2 separate regions of the Homo sapiens genome follow, and region 1 is linked to region 2. Evidence: chromatin loops called from intact Hi-C (ENCODE). Cell type or tissue: heart left ventricle. All regions are shown on one strand. Each heading gives the region's core, and the rest is flanking DNA. Links, peaks and the distances in the headings are about the cores only. Region 1 has its middle 77 kb from the start of PRTG. Region 2 has its middle 23 kb from the start of PRTG.

The links. A loop is a pair of places that touch in the nucleus more often than their neighbours do. Peaks named below come from ENCODE experiments on the same cell type or tissue, not always from the same donor. Only the 100,000 strongest peaks of a DNase experiment are listed, where the experiment ranks them.
Region 1: it touches region 2 in a loop (4-fold over the local background); 3 of 110 quality-filtered maps call a loop at or near these places.

Annotation. Positions count from the first base shown.
Region 1 is chr15:55,815,344-55,824,032 of GRCh38, reverse strand. No RefSeq gene overlaps it. Among named protein-coding and RNA genes, the nearest start is that of PRTG, 77 kb to the right of the region's middle. In heart left ventricle, for the core only: no CTCF peak of the experiment used is centred there; a DNase peak (open chromatin) is centred at 3,739; H3K27ac peaks cover 868 bases.
Region 2 is chr15:55,762,155-55,770,843 of GRCh38, reverse strand. No RefSeq gene overlaps it. Among named protein-coding and RNA genes, the nearest start is that of PRTG, 23 kb to the right of the region's middle. In heart left ventricle, for the core only: no CTCF peak of the experiment used is centred there; no DNase peak of the experiment used is centred there.

The DNA of each region.
Region 1 (8,689 bases), core at 309-8,308, 53 kb before region 2:
GGTCAGGATTATAAGGTGGGTCCAAATCAGACTACAGCCATGATGGGAAGAAAGCAGTTCACAGCCCAGAGCTGCTGAACATTCTCTGCAGATGTGTTTAGAACTGCTTTAAATCTCTGGAGAGATGTGCAAGGGAGGGCCTCCAAACGCCCAAGTAAATGAAAGTTCCTGTGCAATCACATGACCCTGGAACAAAGTTTTTTCTCCTGGTGAAATTAACCAAAGATTAAAGCCATAACTATAGGCTCATGAGTTATACTCTATTCATTATTTAGGTCCTGACTTAAGTTCTCTTCTGAAAAATAATCAATTATTATAAAGGCAAACATCATGCCTTCTTAAAAGTTGTTTTTCTGTAACAAGAATATTTTATAAATGAGAAATTCAAGCATATTTTCTCAAACTAATAGGAGGTAATGAGCACAGTGAACTAAGATAATCTCAGTTTAAACAAACAGGATTTTCACTGATGTTGGACTTGAAAACACTATCCAGATTAATGACTTTGTTAATACCCAGTCACTGGGCATAAGTCCAAGTGTAGCATAAATATTCTTCCAGACTTGATGACAGTGAAATATTCTATGTTTAGCCCTCCGAAGGGATAACTAAGTTCTCAGTGATTGATGGATGGCAGCCAAATAGGTTCGCTTTTTTAGTATTGCTGTTTGTTGGAATGGGGTCATGCTTGTGAATAGATGGTGATGGTGTGTGGTTTTATGAGGAATTGTGCAATGTTTTATCCCTGTCTGCCCCTTCAAAAGAAGTGTACGAAGAGAAAAAAGAAAGCTCTATTAACTCAGCCACTACTAGGACTCTGGAATATCTGTGGTTCCCCCAGGGGCTCAATTTATGTACTTGCCCTATCTCCATCTGGGGACATTGTGAAATGGAATTTGGGATTTATTGTCAAGACCTCTAATTACTAATATAGGCATTGACAAGGTAGGGGAAGGGAGTTACACTCAGCACGTACTGCAAGCCTTTGGAAGGCACATTAAGACACAGTTGAGCCTACAATATCTTAGGATTAGTCCAGCACTATTTAATAGTCATATAAAGCAGGCAACATGTGTAGTTTTAAATTTTCTAGTAGCCATGTTTTAAAATATAAAAAGAAAATTAATTGTAGTAATCTATTTTATTTAACTCAGTATATCCAAAACATCATTTCAGAACAGGCACAGTGGCTCACACCTGTAATCCCAACAGTGTGGGAGGCTAAGGCGGGTGGATCACCTGAGGTTAGGAGTTCAAGACCAGCCTGGCCAAATGATGAAATCCCATCTCTACTAAAAATATAAAAAATTAGCCAAGTGTGGTGGCGGGCACCTGTAATCCCAGCTACTCAGGAGGCTGAGGCAGGAGAATCACTTGAACCCAGGAGGCCGAGGTTGCAGTGAGCCGAGATTGCCCCATTGCACTCCAGCCTGGGCAACAAGAGCAAAACTCCGTCTAAAAAAAAATCATTTCAACATGTGATAAACATAAAATTATTAATGAGATATTTTCCATTTTTGGTACTAAGTCTTTGAAACCCAGTATGTACCTTATGCTTACAGCACATCTTAATTCAGACTGGCCACATTTCAAATAGCCACACATGGCTGGTGCTGCCATACTGGACAGTGCTGGAATCCATGGGCCTAACGACAAACTTCCACACAACATAAAGGAATTGAGAGGCAGCTACAAGTGGCTCACCTAGCGATGTTGCTAAATTATTTTTCTTCCTCCAGGGAACCCCAGAGACTAGGAAGAAGTTCTTCCAGGAAAGCCAAATGTTGAAATTCAAACAACATTCTAATCTAGACAGTCACGTTTTGAAATTTAAAATTTACACTTAGAAATTATTTCATCCATTGTGGAAGACAGTGTGGTGATTCCTCAGAGACCTAGAAGCAGAAATACCATTTGACCCAGCAATCCCATTATTGGATATATACCAAAAGGAATATAAATCATTCTGTTATAAAGATACATTCCAGCGTATGTTCATTGCAACACTATTCACAATAACAAAGACATGGAATCAACCCAAATGCCCATCAGTGATAGACTGGATAAGAAAAATGTGGTATGTATACACCATGGAATACTATGCAGCCATAAAAAGGAACTAGATCATGTCCTTTGCAATGGATGGAGCTGGAAGCCATTATCCTCAGCAAACTAATGAGGAACAGAAAACCAAACACCACATGTTCTCACCTATAAGTGGAAGCTAAATGATGAGAACCCACAGACACATGGAGGGGAAAACACATATGGGTCCTGTCAGTGGGGGCGGGGGGTAGGGAGAGCATCAAGAACAGCTAATGGATGCTGGGCTTAATACCTAGATGATGGGTTGATCTGTGTAACAAACCACCATGGCACACGTTTACCTATGTAACAAACCTGCACTTCCTGCACATGTACCATGGAACTTAAAAGCTGAAGCAAAAAAACAAGAAAATATACAAATAGCCAACAAACATACAAAGCAATGCTCGGACTTATTTTATGTTGAAGACTGGAAGTACTTTTGCATGTCTTCTGTTCTCCAAAAGTTTGTGCAGTACTCTGGCATGTATTTAATTGTTAACTTTTTTGAAAAAATCTATGCCTTCTTTTGAAACCACCTTTTTTTTTTTTTTTTTTTGAGATGGAGTCTCACTCTGTCGTCCAGGCTGGAGTGCAGTGGCGCGATCTTAGCTCACTGCAACCTCTGCCCCCCGCCCCACCAGGTTCAAGTGATTCTTGTGTCTCAGCCTCCCGAGTAGCTGGGATTACAGGTACCCGCCACCACGCCCGCTAATTTTTGTATTTTTAGTAGAGACAGGGTTTCACCACGTTTGCCAAGCAGGTCTCAAACTCCTGACCTCAAGTTATCCACCCAACTCAATCTCCCAAAGTGTTGGGATTATAGCCGTGAGCCACCGCACCCAGCTGAAACCACCTCATTTAAAGCATCTGTTTTCTTACAGTTTCTTTCACCTCTTTAAATTTTAAAATCACTTATTCTGTTTTATTTTAAATAGAACATGTACAAATTGTAGAATGTTTAGAAAATACATGTGCACCGCCAGATTAAAATGCCTACACCAAAAATAAAAAAATATAATTTCCACTCAGGAGCTTAAGGATGGTGGTCTGGTTTGAGGAGGAGCTGTGTTTCCACTGTAAGCACATGAGTTTCACTTAGGTTATATGTTTACTAGGGGGGGCTCGGGTGAGAGGCTGATGCGGATTATGTAGAGGTGGGCTAAGCCCCCAAGTCATACCTGAGTGTGCCACTGTAGCTCCTATAGAGGCAGGAATTTTGCTGAAAGTCGCCCACCCAGTACTGAGGTGGTCCCCACAATACTGAAGGTGTTCCCTACTGAAGGTCATGGAAGCTGTGGGCAGGAGCAAACATGTGGGAAGAGCTGGGAAGCAGCTTCCAGTATGAAGTGCTGGATCTAGCACCTTGAAAGATCATCACCAGAACAGAGGAGGCACATTGGCACCTGGGTGGTTTATCAGAAAGAAACATCCGGTAGCTGGGCATGGTGGAGCACGCCAAGTAGTCTCAGCTACTTGGGAGGCTAAGCTGTGAGGATCGCTTGAGCCCAGAGGTTCGAGGTCAGTCTGGGAAACGTAGTGGGACCTTGTCTCAAAAATTTAAAAAAGGAAAAAAAAAAAAAGAGAAAAACAGCTAGAAATCACGAGCAGTGTTGAGACAGGACAACTAGGAGGGTAAGGCCACTGCTGAGGAGGTCACAGGGGGTCACCTGGGAGCCAACCTCTGACACTGAGGGGAAGGCATAGACTGTGGGAGAGGCATCTGTTTGTTTTTTCTGGTGCAAGGAGAATAACAAAATGCGATCAGAAGGGCTAATAGACTGCAGATGGAGCTCAGCCCAGCTGAAGGCTTTGAACTGGAACCAGCCCTCTAATTTTCAGCAGTGCGTGTGGCCCATGAAAAAGAAAGAGTGAAATTAAACAAGGGATCATCAGAGGCCATTATGAGTTACTCTCAATGGGTGAAACAGCAGATTGTATTGAGAGAAATAGTAGGGATTTGACAGTGAAAGTAATCTGATCTGTATCCTGTCAACAATAGGGGAACTATTCAAAAGTTACATGCCAAAGGGTGGGATGATGGGATGTGCACTTCAGAAAGCTCATTCTTTCTCTCCAGGGGCAGTAAGACCGGGAGCCGGCCTTAGTTTGGCGAGCATTCCAGTGACACAGGGGAGAGATGGTGGCGGTCTGAAGTCAGCCTGGAGAAGCTGGGATGCAGAGATGTAGGGAGGCTGAACTGCCCTTGTTTTTGGAGAGGGAAGGGCAGGAAGGGCACAGACAGGAGTGTAGGCCCACACCTAAGTCTCTAACTGGGCCAGCTGGATGAAAGCTGGTGCCGCCACTGAAACGGAAATAGGATCATGGAGACATCAGAAGGGAGGCTGCCGGCAGGCGGCTGTGGATCTAAAGGTGGGTAGAGATATGGAGGTTATCAGCAAATAATCAGTAGCCCGTGAGGAGACCCTGTTACACGTGCAGCACACTAAGAAAGCTGATTGAATTATCAAACATCACTTCTGATAAGCAAATTCTAATATATTTTATACTTAATAGAATAAGTGGTGAGTGGGGGAAGACTATAAACAGTGTAATTGGTAGTGTTTTCCTAGCCAAAAGGAGGCTTTTAGGTTTTTCTTTTGTCTCTGTTAGGTATTCCAAGTTCTAGAATTATTGCCAACAGTTTTCTCTGGTGTCCTGTTCCACTCAGGGTGGAATTCCTCCCCACACCCGCACATGTGTGTGCACAACCATAGCCTGATGGCTGCTGATGACCTGGCTCCCATTCCCAATCTCCCTGGTGCGAGGCCCAATTTCTCTGCAGTTGCTCTCACCTGAGACCCTGCCTGTGCCTTGCACTATAAAGTGGTCCTCTTGTTGCTCTTCACTTTGGCGTCTAGGTGCTAGAAGGCCAAAAGCTGTAGGAGCTCTGGCCCCTGCACCTGTGGATAACGTCACTGCTGGGTAACAGCCCTATGACCGCCATAAAGAAGTTTGCGTGGGTGGGGAGTGGGGAGGCTGCAACTGGCCAGGTGGCCCTGGGGAGGGAGAAGCACAATGAAAATGGACTCTGAGGCCCTTGGAAGAGTGCTGGAGAAAAAGAAATAGAGATTAGAGATGAGCTAGGGACGCCTAAAAGAGCACGAAGGACATGGGATGCAGGTTCCTTGGCAGGGAGTCTGTGTGGTCTCAAGCACTACCTGGAATAAGCTCCTGGCAGCCCCAGGATGGACGACCAGGTAAGGTAGCAGACCCTGGAGGGGAGCGAGAGAGAGCCCCTCCTCTCTACCTTTCTATCCCAAATAACAAGTGACCCTAAAGTCTCTTAAATGACTAAACGTAGCTCCCTCTCGGGGCTGGCCCCCATAGCAGGAATGGTGAGGTTCAAGAGAAACCAAATATGCTCTCACCTGTTTTCTGATGACTGAACTTAATAGCAAATAAGGCCTTTCATTTCCATACTTAGAAGACTGAAATTACAACACAAAGGAAAAGATTTCTGACCCCAAATGTATTCATAGTAAAAGATAAGAGCTGTTCCAGGATTGATAGAGGTTAGAAAAAGGGACACTTCTCCTAGGTTGGAAAAGAGCCCTGAAATAGAAGATCAAGAGCCTGAAAGACCAATATTCTCAGCATTGCCATTTTATCTTAGGCTCTGTCTACCTGAAGCCAATTCAGACCAAGAGAAACAGCTGGAACAGTTTCCAGTGTGGGCAGTGATGGTCTTTGTCACAGCATAGGTCATTGAATTATTTTATCTGCATAAGATTTCACTTGGGGTTTTGTGTAGGAGAAGTATTTCACAAATCTCTATGTCATGAAATACTTCCAAGTATTAAATTACCCAAAAGATGCTTACTACCCATGGGCATGAATTCAGAGGGCAAATATGCTTACATCAAGAGGGACAGACAAAAATGTGAGGTTTTCCTTAATTATATTGGTTCCCTAGTTATATATAACAGACACTACATCTCTGAGTCCACAAAATCTTTTCCAGAGTGCCAATAACTTTTTTCCTTTGACTCAACCTCAGCCCACTCTGCCAGCAATGTGGGACGGCCACAATCCGAAGCCTGTTTGCCAAGTTATGGGGGCTTGGAAGTCTTTTCAGCTGGTAGAACAGAGGTTTCCCAGCCCTTTTGTTTTATTTATTTATTTATTTATTTATTTATTTATTTATTTATTTATTTTGGGACAGAGTCTCGCTCTCGCCCAGGCTGGAGTGCAGTGGCGCAATCTTGGCTCACTGCGAGCTCCGCTTCCCGGGTTCATGCCATTCTCCTGCCTCAGCCTCCTGAGTAGCTGGGACTACAGGCACCTGCCACCATGCCCGGCTAATTTTTTGTGTTTTTAGTAGAGACAGGGTTTCACTGTGTTAGCCAGGATGGTCTCCATCTCCTGACCTCATGATCCTCCCGCCTCGGCCCCCCAAAGTGCTGGGATTACAGGTGTGAGCCACCACGCCCGGCCTCCCAGCCCTTTTAAAATGATCTAACATGCATACAACAGAGGTTGGAAGAGTGACTCAGCCACTAAGTGAGTGGATACTTTTTAAATCCATGATAAATATGCTGGAAAGCTATCTAATTGTTCCTCATTAGGAACATTTCTTCCTCATTAGGACATTGAAGAATGCTGGAACACAATTCACTGAATCACTCTTACATTTAGATCGCACTTTTAATTCACTTTAATGCATTTTCACATTTATTGTCTCCTCTTATTCAATGCCAGTAAAGGAGATAGGGCACACTTCATCATTCTCATTTGATAGCTCAGAAAGGGAAAACAAGACACAGCAAGGGTTTGCCTTTGGGTGCACTGCAAATTAGGAGCCGATCTAGAAGTTGCAGTCAGCCTCTTTGGGTGGTATCTTGGCCCTACAACTTCATAGCTTGTGTCTAGGACTAATGAGCTCACCTAAATCTCACTCTGCCTGACCTGCAGGTGAGGTCTGGAGGCAAACTGTCTATTTGGAGTATCAGTCATATAGTTAGTGTTTCTTTCTCTCTTCCAGACACAATGGGTGTTGATAAACGAAATGCAAACCGTCCATCCCTGATCCAGGGACTAATGGGCAGTAGGACCTAGCCAGATTTGCATTTTTTCATATAGACTTCTTAGATTCTTAAACCAGGACTCGCAGTGAACGGTATTCTCAAAATAACTTGAATACCAGCAATAAATAAAATCTCCTAAATAGTTAAATATTACAACTAATTAGAAATCTAATATATTGAGATGCTTTTGGCTCAGAACACCAGACGTGACTTACAGAGGAGGCCGTGGCAAAGATTCTCCAGCTAGGGTGGCTTAATGAGGGCCTTTGTTCTATACCTCTGAGTTCTTTGTTCTCTGTGTCTTGATAAGTTTTTTTTCTGTCATCCTCTCCCCTCTGTGTATGAGAGTAGAAAGGGTGGGTGTGTATGTGTCAATTATCTGCAATATAACCAACGCCTGATCTATTACAAGGGCTTTCTGACCTGGCTACAAACACTTACATGCTTAGTTTTTCTCCTTTACTTTATTCTGACAGTTTTTATCTCAGATCACTGACACCACTGGTTATATCAGCCTCCTTTTCCCTCTCTTCAAGAAGAGAGAAACTGTTTATCTTAAGAAGTTTTATGGTTTAGGTGGGAAAGATCTGGCTTCCTGCAGAGCACAGAGAGGAAGATCCAAAAAAGAAAATAATCCTGTATCTCTGGCATTTCCTGACTGCCCAAAGCATCCTTCTACAGCTGAGATTGATAAAAACTTCATCAGAGGCAGTGGTCATTCAGACTACAGGCTTTTAAAACATTACTTACTGTGTGAGTCAGATTAGCATTTAAGATCCTGGTCTTTTCTCTGCAGACAATGTGACATATATTTTATCCATTCTGATGGTATCACATTCCAAAAAACTCAATACAGTCCCTAAAGTAGTTAAAAAACAAGTACAGTTTAAAATGTAATTTGACATTTCTGAAACACACAAAAGCTTTCTTGAATAAATGGAAGGATAGCTCCTATTCTTGCATAGGATGACTCAACATTATAAAGATGTCATTTTCCTTATCTTAATTTAAAAGCTAATGTGATACTAACAAGCTTTTTTTTTTTTTTTTTTTTTTTTTTTTTTTTTTTTTTCCAGACGGAGATTCACGCTTGTTGCCCAGGCTGGAGTGCAATGGCGTGATTTCGGCTCACCACAACCTCCACCTCCAGGATTCAAGCAATTCTCCTGCCTCAGCCTCCCAAGTAGCTGGAATTACAGGCCTCTGCCACCATGTCCAGCTAATTTTGTATTTTTAGTAGAGACGGGGTTTCTTCTTAATAGTCAGGCTGGTCTCGAACTCCTGACCTCAGGTGATCCACCCGCCTCGGCCTCCTAAAGTGCTGGAATTACAGGCATGAGCCACGGCGCCCGGCCTACTAATAAGTTTTTTTAGATGAGTTGATATCAAAGTTTACATGGAAAAACACATCCAAGAATAGGTGGGAAAGCACCGAAGAAAAGCTATGAGAGCTGAGTAGCTCTATAGGACATTGAAATGTATTGTACTATAAATCCTCTATGATTAAAAGTGTGGTAGTACCACATAAATAGACAAATAGACCAGTAAAACAGGATATAAAGCCCCAAAATACACCA
Region 2 (8,689 bases), core at 194-8,193:
GATTTTTCAAAGAGAGGAAAAAAGGAAATACAGAGGTAAAGAGGATTCATGGTGAGGTCTTACTGATTTCCTCCTCAAATTGATGGGGACAGGTTAATGAGGAGGAAATATCCCCGAGTCAGTTAAGCTATATGTGAGCAAATCACAGTTTCTCTATTTGAAAGATGTCAGTTCAAATGTGCTTTACATGTTCAGGAGGGGGAAAGCCAAAGTCTTTTTAATAAGAAATCATTGTTCAAAGCACTATCGTAAAGTGGTAAAGCTTACATAAGTAATATACAAGTTACATGCCAGAGAAACCAAACACAATCATATGCTGAGCATATGTCATGTGCAAGGGCTTAGAAGAGTTTATTAAGTTTCATAAGTCATTTGGGGCTAAAAGCAAAGGGTTAGCACCTGGGCAGGGTTCCAAATGTCTTACTCCACCTTCTGTAAAGCCAGTAATTATACATAGCGAATTGTCCACAGGAACAAGAGTACTACAGTGTCTTCATTCCTAGAGAGATATAGTTTTTTTGTTTTTTTTTTTTTGAGACGGAGTTTCTTGTTGCCCATGCTGGAGTGCAATGGTGCCGTCTTGGCTCACTGCAACCCCCGCCTTCTGGGCTCAAGAGATTCTCCTGCCTCCGCTTCCCAAGTAGCTGGGATTACAGGTGCCTGCCACCATGGCTGCCTAATATATATATATATATTTTTTTTTTGGAGACAGAGTCTCGCTCTGTCGCCCAGGCTGGAGTGTAGTGGCGCAATCTCAGCTCACTGCAAGCTCCGCCTCCTGGGTTCACCATGCCTGGCTAATTTTTTTGTATTTTTAGTAGAGACAGGGTTTCATCATGTTGGCCAGGCTGGTCTTGAACTCCTGACCTCAGGTGATCTGCCTGCCTTGGCCTCCCGAAGTGCTGAGATTATAGGCATGAGCCACCGTGCCCAGCCGAGTGATTTAGATATTATAGAAAAGAGCATGAGGCTTCTCTAATTTTTACTAATCAAGAACAAAAAAAGTATAGACATTTTAGCTACTCAAACGAACATGAAGAAAAATAGCTTATGCAGTTTTTCTCATTTTGTTGATGAGAAAAAAATTAATCCCCAAAAGGTTTAATGATTTGCTCAACTTCATCAAAGACAGCAATTCAAACATTTATAAACACAGAGAAGCCAAAGGGAAATAATATAAACAACTGATGACCAAGCCAGGTATGGTGGTGAGATCCTGTAGTCCCAGCTACTCAGGAGGCTGAGGCAGGAGGATTGCTTGAGCCCAGGAGTTAGACTAAGGCTACAATGTGTGATGATTGTGCTTATGAATAGCCATGGCAGTTTAGCCTGGCAACATAGAGAGACAAAATAAAACAAAGTAAGAACAGAAGGTCATATCTTCATAAAACAATTCTCTCTCTAGTGTCTCTCTCTTTTTTTTTTTTTTTTTGAGACTGAGTCTCGCTGTCTTGCCAAGGCAGGAATGCGTTGGCACAATCTTGACTCACTGCAACCTCTGCTTCCTGGGTTCAAGCGATTCTCTTGCCTCAGCCTCACAAGTAGCTGGGACTACAGTCGCCTGCCACCATGCCTGGCTAATTTTTGTATTTTTAGTAGAGACAGGGTTTCACCATGCTGGCCAGGCTGGTCTTGAACTCCTGACCTCAAGTGATCTGCCCGCCTCAGCCTCCCCAAAGTGCTGAGATTTCAGGCGTGAGCCACCGCGCCCGGCCTTCATTAGACAATTCTTACAGATTGCAAGGGGGATGAGGAGAGTCCCCATCTCCAGGCTTCCTGGCTCCTGCCACCCTGCCAAACAGGAATATGTTTGAACTACAGCATCTGGTTGTCCATGTGCCCTCAGGCTGGGAAGGTCAGCCCATGAGTCAGTTTTCAAATCATGGTGGCTTTTAGAAAACAGCCAGGCAGGGTGAGACCAGAAAGAAGAGAGGGAGGGACGGGAAGTTGAAACCTTTTAAAGCTCTCGACAAAAGGCAAAGAGTTCTCCTCGACCAATCCTGACCCCTACCGACCTCATGACCTTGTTACCTAAGGTCAGTTTAACACTTTAGAAATGGTCCTGGCTGACTCTGTAACCTCTGTCACTCACAACTAACAAATATGTCTTTAAAAGGGTCACCTTTTGGCTAGAAACTAGCAGATTCTTTCCTTTCGATTCACATATTATCCAAAAGTCTCTTTGGTTTCTATTAAGAAATTCAAGCTGTCTAATTTGAAACCATTATCACTAACACAAGATGTTACAATACTTTTCACTAACACAGACATCTCTAGGAAGTCTAGGTTAATACTCTGTTTGGGAAACTGCATACATTTCATATGGAGACACCCAGAGCAAACACAGCATATGGCCCTGGAATCTTTCATGCTGCCATCCAAGAAGAGAACACAGAATAGCTAGAAACTTTAAATTTAGGGGTCCAAGTAAGTCCTGTCTTTGGAGGAATTGTCAACAGTCTCTCTGGTGTATGGAAAGATGCTTAGAAAGAGTAGGGGCCTAAATAAGGCAGAAAAGTCATCCTCACTTATTAGTTGTCATCACACAGTTAAATCTTGAAAGATCAAGAATGACTTTACCGGGCATGGGCGTTCATGCCTGTAATCTCAGCACTTTAGGAGGCTGAGGTGGGTGGATTGCTTGAGGCCAGGAGTTCCAGACCAGCCTGGACAACATAGTGAAACCCCATTTCTACAAAAACTACACAAATTATCCAGGCGTGGTGGCGGATGTCTATAATCCCAGCTACTCAGGAAGCTGAGGCAGGAGAATTGTTTGAATCCAGGAGGTGGAGTTTGCAGTGAGTGGAGATAGTGCCACTGCACTCCAGCCTGGGTGACAGAGTGAGACTCTGTCTCAAAAAAAATAAAAAATAAAAATAACAGACTTGTTTATGGTGAGTAGCCTCCACATAAAAATAGACAAAAAGGCCTGGGCGTGGTGTCTCACGCCTGTAATCCCAGCACTTTGGGAGGCCAAGGCAGGTGCATTGCTTGGCCCAAGAGGTGGGGGTTGCAGTGAGCTGAGATCCGAGATCGCACCATTGCACTCTAGCCTGGGCAACGAGACAGAAACTCCGTCTCAGAAAAAAAAAAAAAAAAAGGCTGGGTGCGGTGGCTCACACCTGTAATCCTAGCGCTTTGGGAAGCTGAGGTGGGCAGATTGCCTGAGGTCAGGAATTCAAAACCAGCCTGGCCAACATGGTGAAACCCCATCTCTACTACAAATACAAAAATTAGATGGGTGTGGTGGCGTGCACCTGTAATCCCAGCTACTCGGGAGGCTGAGGCAGGGGAATTGCTTGAACCAGGGAGGTGGAGGTTGCAGTGAGCCGAGATCATGCCACTGCACTCCAGCCTGGGTGACAGAGTGAAACTCTGTCTCAAAAAAAAAACAAAAAAAGACTGCAGATATTCAGCATGGTTATCAAGTTTCAATTTTATTCAATGCAGGAAAGTAATAAAAAGAAGTATTATTATACAGAGTCCTCAGCTCTCAAGTTCCTTATATTTACTATAAAGATACCTTTTTTTTAAGAAAGCAAGCTTATTAGGGCAACAGTGTAAGCAAAATGGCTGCTCCATAGGCAGAACTGCCTACTGTAAGGATACCTTATTTCTCAAGGGATTTACCAGATGAAGCCTCTCTCTGGCTAGTCTTCAAATTCAAGTAATCGACCATCTACATTCAGCAAGGCTCCCGTAAAAGACTGGGGTTTGTTTCCAAGTTCTGGTCATCTGACTTCTTTCCTTAATTCAATTCAGTTCAATCACACTATGCTGAATGTTAGGAATTCAGAAGTAAATAAAGCATCATCTCTAGCCTCAATGTGCTCAAAATGAGGAAAAGGGAAACTGACCTGTAGACACGTGAGTGAAATAAAGGGTAGTGTAAGTTAGAAGAGGGCAGAGAGAATGCATGCAGGAGTGTGGTGGGGGTAGGGAAGTGGTTAGAACAGATTTCACAGGAAGAGTGTGGTCGTGCGGTAGCCTGCCTCCAATATGCTCCCATTAGTCTCAACTTCTGGTATTCACACTTTGGATGGTCCCCTCCCGCATTGTATGATTTAGTCTTTGACCTACAGAGTGTAGTGGAAATGTGTGTGACTTTTGAGGCTAGATTAGAAAAGACCAAATTGCTGCTGCTGCTTTGCTCTCTTGGATCACTTGTGCTGGGGGAAGCCAATAGCCATGCCTTGAGGACACGCAAGCAGCAGAAGAGAGCCTCATATGGGGAGAAACTGATGCATTCCATCAACAACCAGCACAACTTGATAAGTCCCCTAGGAAAGGCACCCTCCAGGCCCAGTCAGGCCTCCAAATGGCTGAAGACGCAGCTGACATCTTGACTGCCCCCTCATGAGAAACCCTGAGTTAAGATGCTCCTGAAATTCTAACCTACTGTGACAGGCAGAATGGCACCCCCTCCCCAAGATATCCATGTTGTAATCCCCAGAACTGGTGTTACATTGCATGGCAAGGGGAATCAAGCTAATAGGTGGAATGAAGGTTGCTAATCAGCAGACCTTAAAATAGGGAGATTATCCTGGATCATCCAGGTGGGCCCAGTGTAATCACAAGTGTCCTTTTAAATGCGACAGAAGGAAGCAGAAGAGGCGGTCAGAGTAAAGCGATATGAAAACCTGAGCAGCCACTGCTGGCCTTGAAGATGGAAAAAGGGACGTGACACAAGAATGTGGGCAGCTTCTAGAAGCTGGAAACTGGCCGGGTGCGGTGGCAGAAGCCTGTAATCCCAGCACTTTGGGAGGCCGAGGCAGGTGGATCACTTGAGGTCAGGAGTTGGAGACCAGCCTGGCCAACAAGGTGAAACCCCGTCACTACCAAAAATATGAAAATTAGCTGGGTGAGGTGGTGGCACATGTAAGCCCAGCTACTCGGGAGGCTGAGACAGAAGAATCACTCGAACCTGGGAGGCAGAGATTGCAGTCAGCGAGATCCTGCCACTACACTCCATCCTGGGCGACAGAGTGAGACTGTCTCAAAAAAGAAAAATAAAAAATTCCAGAAATAATTTATTAGTTTTAAATTGTGTACCATTCTGAATAGCATGATGAAATCTTGTGCCAGCTGGGCACAGTGGCTCACGCCTATAATCCCAGCACTTTGGGAGGCAGAGGCAGGGGGATCACCTGAGGTCAGGAGGTCAAGACCAGCCTGGCCAACATGGTAAGAATCACTTGAAACCGGGAGGCGGATGTTGCAGTGAGCCGAGATTGCTCCACTGCACTGCAGCCTGGGCGAAAGAGCAAGACTCCATCACACACAAAAAAAGAAATCTTGTGCCATCCCACTCTGTCCCCACCAGGACATAAATCATCCCTTTGTCCAGTGTATTAACATTTGTTAAGTGTTTATTATGTTCTAGGGACTTTATATACATTATAATACTTACACCCCTAAGAGAGAGATGTTATTATATACTATTCCTATTTTACTGAGCAAGACAACTCAGCTTCAGAAAGATCAAGGAACTTAGCAATGTCACTCAGCTGGTGAGCATACTGCTTCCAAAAACCATTATTCCTGTGTCACTTTGCCATGGATACCAAAACTTTTTCTCTAACTGGACCTTGAAGACCTGTCAGCTCTCTGACAGCTTCTAAGAATATTTGTTGGCCTTCTTTCTGTACTGGGGTATGGCGGAGACCATATGTTCACTAAAACCCACTTCTTTTCTTTTCTTTCTTCCTTTTTTTTTTAGACAGTCTCACTCTGTCATCCAGGCTGCAGTGCAGTGGCACAATCTCAATTCACTGCAACCTCCACCTCCTGGGTTCAAGCGATTCTCTTGCCTCAGCTTCCCTAGTAGCTGTGATTACAGGCATGGGCCACCACACCTGGCTAATTTTTCTTTTTCTTTTTTTTTTTGAGACATAGTTTCGCTCTTGTTACACATGCTGGAATGCAATGGTGCGATCTCGGCTCACTGCAACCTCTGACTCCCGGGTTCAAGCAATTCTCCTGCCTCAGTCTCCTGAGTAGCTGGGATTATATGCATGTGCCAACACACCCGGCTAATTTTGCATTTTTAGTAGAGATAGGGTTCTGCCACATTGGCTAGGCTGGTCTCGAACTCCTCGCCTCAAGTGATGCGCTCACCTTGGCCTTCCAAAGTGCTCGGATTACAGGCGCGAGCTACCATGCCTGGCCCATTTCTTTTATTCCTGGAACTTATCTAACTACATTTCCCAGCTTCCAGGCTGTAAGAGTTGGTCATGTGGTTGTGTTCTGGCCAATAGAAGATGGGTTGAAATAATGCACTGCACTTCCAGAACTGGCCTATAAAAACTTCCTTCATGGTCCTCTACTCTCTGGGTCCCTGAATGACCATGTGGCTCTTCATCTACCAATCACACATATTTACACTGGATACAGCACAAGCATGAAATATACTTTTATTGTGTTAAACCACAGAATTTCAGCAGCTATCATTATTTATGGTAAGTAATACATGGGCCTAACAAAACAGCATGCAGAAACAAAACTTGATAAATTCATTTCATAAATTTCTCAGCACCTTCCTATACTAAGCACCTTTATATCTGGTCATAGTTGCTTCAAATATCTAAAAAATTATTTTAAACTAGTAAATTCTTATAATCTAAGGTGATCATTATACGTAACATAGCTATCTGGAAAAGATGTGTATAAGTACACTCTGTAAGTAGGTTTGTAATCCTGTTTGATAGCACAGGTTGATTTGAAGTTTCTTGGTCATTAACAGACATGGAATTGGATACCTGTGCATTGATTCTGATAGTTCACATATAGGAAAGGATGCGTCGGATATTTTTCTGACCTTTTATAAGCCAAGAATCCTCATTATATTAACTGAAAACAAAATCTGAGCATTTACAGAGTATTAAATGCTTAATTGAATGTGGAACTCAACTGTGCATTATCTATGCAGATGTAATATTGTTCACGTTTGTTGAGTATTTATTATGTGCCAGGCATTCTGCCAAGCTGTTTATATCTATTATTTAATTTCATCTTTATGACAACTCTATTATATAGGTACTATTACTATCCACATTTTTTTTTTTTTTTTTGAGAAGTAGTCTCGCTCTGTCGTCACACTGGAAGGCAGTGGCACGATCTCGGCTCACTGCAACCTCCACCTCCCAGGTTCAAGTGATTCTCCTGCCTCAGCATCCCGAGTAGCTGGGACTACAGGTGCACACCACGATGCCCAGCTAATTTTTGTATTTTTATTACAGACAGGGTTTTACAACGTTGGCCAGGATGGTCTCCATCTTTTGACCTCGTAATCTGCCCATCTCGGCCTCCCAAAGTGCTGGGATTACAGGCGTGAACCACTGTGCCTGGCCACTATCCACATATTATAGGTGGGGAAACAGAAATTCAGGTGATTAAGCAACTTGCCTAAGATCATAAAACTAAGTAAATGACATAAAATAGGATTTGAACCCAAGTGGTCACACCTGAGATTAGCCTTTTTTTTTTTTTTTTAGACAGCCTTGCTCTCTGTCACCCAGGCTGGAGTGCAGTGGCACACTCTTGGCTCACTGCAACTTCTGCCTCCCGGGTTCATCTGATTCTTCTGCCTCAGTCTCCCGAGTAGCTGGGACTACAGGCGTGCACCACCACACCCAGCTAATTTTTGTATTTTTAGTAGAGATGGGGTTTCACCATGTTGGCCAGGATAGCCTCAATCTCTTGACCTCTTGATCCTCCCGCCTCAGCCTCCCAAAGTGCTGGGATTACAGGTGTGAGCCACCATGCCCAGAGAGCTTTTTTTTTTTCTGAGACACAGTTTTGCTCTGTCGCCCAGGCTGGAGTGCAGTGGTGCAATCTTGGCTCACTGCAACCTCTACCTCCTGGGTTCAAGCGATTCTTGTGCCTCAGCCACCCAAGTAGCTGGGATTGCAGGCGTGTGCCACCACAACTGGCTAATTTTTGTATTTTTTAGTAGAGGAAGGGTTTCACCATGTTGGCCAGGCTGGTTTCGAACTCCTGGCCTCAAGTGATCCACCAGCCTTGGCGTCCAACAGTGCTGAGATTATAGGTGTGAGCCACCACGCCTAGCCCTGACATTAGCTTTTAATGGCTACAGTGACTTTCAAAATGGAAATCTGGGGCCGGGCAAGGTGGCTCATGTCTCTACTAAAAATACAAAAAATGAGCCAAGCATGGTGGGGGGCTACTCGGGAGGTTGAGGCAGGAGAATTGCTTGAACCCAGGAGGCGGAGGTTGTAGTCTACCGAGATCATGCCACTGCACTCCAGCCTGGGCAACAGAGTGAGAGTCCGTCTCAAAAAAAAAAAAAAAAGAAGGAAATTTGGGAACAGTCCTTCAAGTACTGTATATAATTAGTTCCTAATCAAATGAATAGCTAAAATCATTTTAAGTATTCTTTAAATTTTTTTAACGTTAACTTTTTCATTTTAACTATTCTTTTTAACTCTTCTGAGCATTATTCTTTTTTAAATTATTATTATTATTATTTTTTGAGACAGGGTCTCCCTCTGTCACCCAGGCTGAAGTACAGTGGCATGATCTTGGCTCACTGCAATGTACGCCTCCCAGGTTCAAGTGATTGTCCTGCCTCAGCCTCCTGAGTAACTGAGGTTACAGGCGTGCGCCACCACAGCCCGGCTAATTTTTGTATTTTTAGTAGAGACAGGGTTTCTCCATATTGGTCAGG